Regions from separate parts of the Homo sapiens genome. Here region 1 is linked to region 2. The links are chromatin loops, found by intact Hi-C in ENCODE. Cell type or tissue: heart right ventricle. All regions are shown on one strand. Links, peaks and the distances in the headings refer to the core of each region. The heading gives the core; the rest is flanking DNA.

What was found. Hi-C counts contacts between places; a loop is a spot of excess contacts. Peaks named below come from ENCODE experiments on the same cell type or tissue, not always from the same donor. Only the 100,000 strongest peaks of a DNase experiment are listed, where the experiment ranks them.
Region 1: it touches region 2 in a loop (2.3-fold over the local background); 8 of 110 quality-filtered maps call a loop at or near these places.

Annotation. Positions count from the first base shown.
Region 1 is chr6:12,910,338-12,913,255 of GRCh38, forward strand. The region is part of intron 4 of PHACTR1 (phosphatase and actin regulator 1); the gene reads left to right. Among named protein-coding and RNA genes, the nearest start is that of PHACTR1, 200 kb to the left of the region's middle. In heart right ventricle, for the core only: a CTCF peak has its summit at 1,209; no DNase peak of the experiment used is centred there.
Region 2 is chr6:12,961,038-12,963,955 of GRCh38, forward strand. All of the region lies in intron 4 of PHACTR1 (phosphatase and actin regulator 1), which reads left to right. LOC124901262 (a long non-coding RNA gene) reads right to left here and starts at 2,741. Exons shown (of 2, transcript XR_007059459.1): 1 at 2,654-2,741; 2 at 1-1,876. In heart right ventricle, for the core only: no CTCF peak of the experiment used is centred there; no DNase peak of the experiment used is centred there; H3K4me3 peaks cover 789 bases; H3K27ac peaks cover 2,500 bases.

The sequences.
Region 1 (2,918 bases), core at 211-2,710, 51 kb before region 2:
TAAAACCTTAGGTGTCTAGTGATAGGTGTCCAAGCATAATCGTAGGAGGATACCAGGCCAATGAGAATTGGCAGACTCATGCACTAACAAAATGCATATAGTACTTGTTTTGAAAAATAGGAAAAGAAAATCTGCTTGATCAAATTCTTTTTTTCTCTAGGAAAATGTATTGCTAAGAAAAACAAACAGGCTTTACCAAGTGAAAATAAATACCTTCAACTTTTTCCTCTTTAAGTAAATTAGGAAACAGTAACCAAGGATCCAGTTGCAGCTTTGTTCATCAGCACCATGAGCACGTACATATTATTATTGACAGAAGTCCCCTTTTGTCAGTAATAGCCGCCGTCTACTGGATGCCCACTATGAGCAGGCCATTCTCTAATCTTCCACATAGTCATGAAGATGGGCATTTTCCCATTTTGCAGATGAGAAAACTAAGGTGCAAAGACAGGTTAAGTGGCAAAGCCTGGATCTGAATCAGATCTGGCTGGCTCTGCTGCACTATGGCAGTTCAGCAAGTGAGTCTCTGGGAACCTTAGAGATGGGAAGATGGGACATGTACACATAGAACTGTGGCGCATGGTGTCATGTGGCAGGCATCCCAAGGGTGGCAAAGTGGCATAGGAGCTCAGAGGGAAACACCATTTCTGACTGGCATGAAAGCTCAGTTTGGCTGGCAAAGGGGCTGCATGGAGATGGTGAGGAACAGTCCCCAAGGTGTCCAATCACAACCTCACAAACAGTTTGCAAGCCAATCCCCTACAACACTTAACAAAGCTGTGCAAAACTGGTGCTCAGGAAATCCCTGTTGACTTAGAAGGCTCACTACCTTTCATTTCCTGACTTCCCATGTTGTGGATTCTGCCTAGCCATAGATCTCATGGCCATATGTGATTTCCAAACTCTTTGTAGGTTCGTTTCAATTTTCTGTGTTTCTTCTAGTTTCTGCAGAAATCGACATTGGGGGCTTTGTGTTTCAGAAATCAACATTGGGGTTTTGTGTCTTCCAAAAAAAAAGAAAGAAAGAGAATTAGAATATATATCACACCATATCTTACTTTGGAAAAGAATCCCCAGAGGAAAATACACTTTTAAAAATATTGCATATCCTTTATCTTAGCTGGTGAGAAAGTCTAGCTTTTCTGTGAACTTGCCAGAGAGCTGGTAAGTAAAAACAATTTCTGAATAAAATGCTTGCAATACTGAGGTGTCTGCTAGAGGGCAACATATGTTAAATAATAATGTGGCTGTTTTTCTGCAGGATGGCACAAAGATTATCTAGTTCAAAAGCAAAGTCCAGAGCCTATGATACTCAAATGATTTTTTGTTTAAAAAAAAAATCCAGGGTGACCGCTGGCGTCTCAGCTGAAAACCAGCAGCCTTTGCAGTTTTGCTATCTTTCAGGGGGTTTATAATGGATACATTTATAAGTGCCTTTGTACCCTTTCCAAAGAGCTTTACAAAATAATCTCATTGTCATTTAAAGTAGCTAAGTCTTCTCCACCACCAACTGTGAAATCCTCTCCAGAAAGCTCTATTAACTTTATTACCTGAAAACAAATCAATCAAAGAGGAAGGTGAAAGGAAAATACATCATTTAGGACAGAGAGACATGTGATGAGTGTTGTACCTCAAAGCTGCATTTTATTTATTTATTTGTTTGTTTGTTTATTTATTTGAGACGGAATCTCGCTCTGTCACCCAGGCTGGAGTGCAGTGGTGAGATCTCGGCTCACTGCAACCTCCGCCTCCCAGGTTCAAGTGATTCTCCGGCCTCAGCCTCTCGAGTAGCTGGAATTACAGGCATGCACCACCATGCCTGGCTAATTTTTTTGTATTTTTAATAGAGACGGGATTTTGCCATGTTGGCCAGGCTGGTCTTGAACTCCTGACCTCAGGTGATCCACCCACCTTGTCCTCCCAAAGTGCTGGGATTACAGGCATGAGCCACCGTGCTTGGCCCAAAACAGCATTTAATCTCAAGAGCAGACAAGGGTAGGCCCCCAGGGGACCCTATTTGTAACACTAATCAGAGGGCCTATGTTGGTAATTTTTTCCATTATCTGTGGTGCCCACATCATGTTATCCAAAGAGAGACTCCGTTGTCCAGTTTTGAAAAGGTTTTTCTGGCTGGTAATTTTAGTGCATACCTCTAAAGTGAAGCTATGCTTGGTATAAAAGTAAACATGCAAGGGATGTAGATGTTACTCACGTTGGGCCTGTTTCCCCCATGCCTTCCACTCCCCCACCCTGATAGCATACCTTTGCTGAGGAATAGGTTTGTTTCATCCTCATTTATCTAAGAAATGAAGGTTCTAAAAAATTGGCTTGTAGGCTGGGCGCAATGGCTCATGCCTGTAATCCCATCACTTTGGGAGGCTGAGGCAGGCAGATTGCTTGAGCCCAGGAGTTCGAAATTAGCCAGGGCAATATGGCAAAACCCCATCTCTACTAAAAATACAAAAAATTAGCCAGGTGTGGTGGTGCGTGCCTGTAGCCCCAGCTACTCAAGAGGCTGAGGTGGGAGGATCACCTGAGCCCCAGAGGCCAAGGCTGCAGTGAGCTGAGATTATGCCACTGCACTCCAGCCTGGGCAACTGGAATGAGACCCTGTCTCAAAACAAACAAACAAAAACCTGGCTTTTAAAGCCATCATAAATATATTTTGTAGGAGGGATTTGTCATGCCTGAAAAAGCTTCATACCTGTTCCCCTATCTCCCAGCATGCATACTTTAGCAATATCCGATCAGAAACCAAGTTTCCTACAGAAAAACCCAAGGTAGACATACAACCAAAACATTTTAAATTGTTCCCATCTGATAAAAGCACAAAGGATGATGTCTCCTTGGAAAGAGATCATGCAGAATATGGAACAGCACTGGCTCCAGAGGTCATCAGGTGACTAGCCTGTGAGGCT
Region 2 (2,918 bases), core at 128-2,627:
CTTCCTACAAAGTTCAGGATCCACAGTTGCAGGGAAAGGGTTTCCTAAAAGGTTCTCTAGGTATAGGTTGAGCTTCTTAGGAAACTAACTGGATAAAAAAATCTCTCCTGGAACTTGTCCTAAAGAAGGCAGAGTGAAAAATAGTGTAGGGTGTCTTCTAAGAAATCCATGACAAAGATAACACAAATGTCTAAAATTAAGAGAAACAAAAAAAAGTAATCCAACAGAATACAGAAAGATGAGAAACAAGTTTCAAAAACAATTGAGATGGAAAAACACCCAAACTTGGGTATATTCTAATGCTAGGGAAAAAGAAGAAGGAGTGGAATGTTGGAGAAGCAGCAGGGAAAGCGGTATTGAAAGACTTGGTTATAAATTCATGTGCCCTGGGTAAATCATGCCATTGAGTCAGTTTCTTCACTTAGAAAATAGTAAAAATAATTCCTACCCTACTGTCAGGTTATTGAAGAGCAACATATGATATCCTGTGTCCAAACTGAAAGGAAGACAAGAACCTAAAGTACAAACTTGTGTTGATAACTATTTGGGATTAAAGAAATTGACCTCCCAAAGAAGGAATATGTGTGTTACTGAAAACCAGGATTTTCTTATAGATAGTAATGAAGAAAATCACCTTGGATAGTCCATAGCTGATGTATTGGTTGGCTAAGGCTGCCATAACAAAATACTACTGGGTAGCTTAAACAATAGAAATTTATTTTCTCACAGTTTTGGAGGCTGGAGGTCCAAGACTGAGGTACTGGTAAGGTTGATTTTTCCTGAGGTCTTGCTCCTTGGCTTGTAGATGGCCACGTTCTCACCTCATCCTCCCACATAGTTGTCCCTTAGTCTGTGGGTGTCTGTGCCTTAGTCTCCTTCTCTTTTTTTGTTGTTTTTGTTTTTGGTTTTGAGTCAGGATCTGTCTCTGTCACCCGGGTTTGGGTGCAGTGGTGTGATCTCAGCTCTCTGCAGCCTTGATCTCCTGGGCTCAAGTGAACCTCCCACCTCAGCCTTCTGTGTAGCTGGGACCACAGGGGTATGACACCACCTTAGCTAATTTCTTTATTTTTTAATTTTTTGTAGTGACAGAGTCTCGCTACGTTATCCAGGCTGGTCTCATACTCCTGGGCTCAAGTGATCTCACTCCTTGGCCTCCCAAAATGCTGGGTTGAGCCACTGTGCCTGGCCCTAATCTCTTCTATAAAGACACCAGTCATATTGGATTATCCCTCACCCTTATGACCCCATTTAACCTTAATCATCTCTTTCAAGGCCCTTTCTCCAAATAGAGTCACATTCTGAGGTCACATACTAGGGGTCAGGGCCTCAACATATGAATTTAGGAGGGAGCACAATTTGGCCCCCAACAGCTATCAAGTTAATGAAGAAAACTCATTAAAAATGCATTCTTCTTGTTTTAGGAATTGATCAGATCCATTAGGGAACATGGTACAGCCTTAGAAGAAAATGGTATCACCAAACTGCTGTGAGGAGACTCCAGGAAAGGCAGCCTGGTAGACCTGGGCCAAGCTTCCAGAGAAGCTTGACTCTCTAGAGTATATTAATCTCAAGGGAAAGGGAGGACCTTGTTTTATTGACTTCCACCTGGGCATTCTGTCAAAGCACTGGTAGATTGTACCTAACAAGTTTTGCAGCTCTGTGGTGACAGCTGTTCTTGGAGAATGGATTTAACATAGTTTTGAATTAGATGTTCCTTTGAGGTCAAAAGGATTACGGCATGTCTCTGGATAATTTCCCACTTCCTTTCACTGTTTCATCACTTACAGGAAGATTGATCCTGTCATCCAGGTTCCTGCCATGTTCTGCAGAATCAAGCATGGCCTTCTCCATTTCTTCAGTCAGTCCCCAGCTCTCCCTGTCTCCATTCAGCATGAACAGTGATATTCAAGGATATGGTTACTTGAAATACACACACCTCAGCACATGCATGCACACACACACACATACACATTGATTTATATATTTTTGAAACAGAATTGGTCAGTAGAGAGGAAGAGGATTTGCAAGGGGTATTTACAAGTCACTTCCTTTCTAAATGTTGGATCTCAGAATTCAGAGAAAGAGACAGGAAGTCCAGCTCATAGCTGAGGTATTCTCACAAATATGGGAAGTGCAGAGGAACTGACGCTTCTTCCAAATTAACAGACTTGAAAAGGCATGGACGAAAAAGTAATAACAAGAGTAGAGCAGGTGATTTGCAGGCGCCCACAGATGAGGGTGAGCCTGCTCACTGCTTCCTCTTCCCCTCCACAGCTGCACCGTTACCGGGACCATTTGCACACTTTGGTAAGGCATAGACCAGTTCCCTGGTAGCAGCCTGGATCCTCCATTCAAACAGGAAAATGCAACATAAAGGGGGAAATCATTCAGGCAAGACATGTACTTTGATTTTCTTTAAAAAAAAAAAACAAACCAACTGACGATGGTGAAAAAAATATATTAGGAGGAACAAAGGAGCACACATTTAGTAACTTGTAAAACACCCTGCCATGTCTTTCTTCATTAAAAATACAGTATGCCTCCAGTGCCCAAGAAGGATTTGTTCCCTGGGAGTTATGATCCGGGCGTTTTGATTCCCACCTCCTGATTCTCACAAACAGGAACATACTCAATCATGAGTAGACAGACTTACCCTCTACCAGGCTCCATTTCAGAGGCAGAGAAGCAACAGGTTAGTGTACAAAATTAGTTTGCCCAAGCTTCAAGCTATTTGGATGCAGTGAACTCGCCAAGTGTGAAGTGCTCTTGTTGTTATTAGAATGAGGCTGTTGAAAGACCCTGTGATGTAATTCAGAGTATGTTGGCACCTGTATTATTTAGCTCTGATTTCAAGGTTCATAACTTGCCCAAAAAAGGGCCTGGAGGCTGAAAATGTTTAGGACAAACGTTCAGAAACA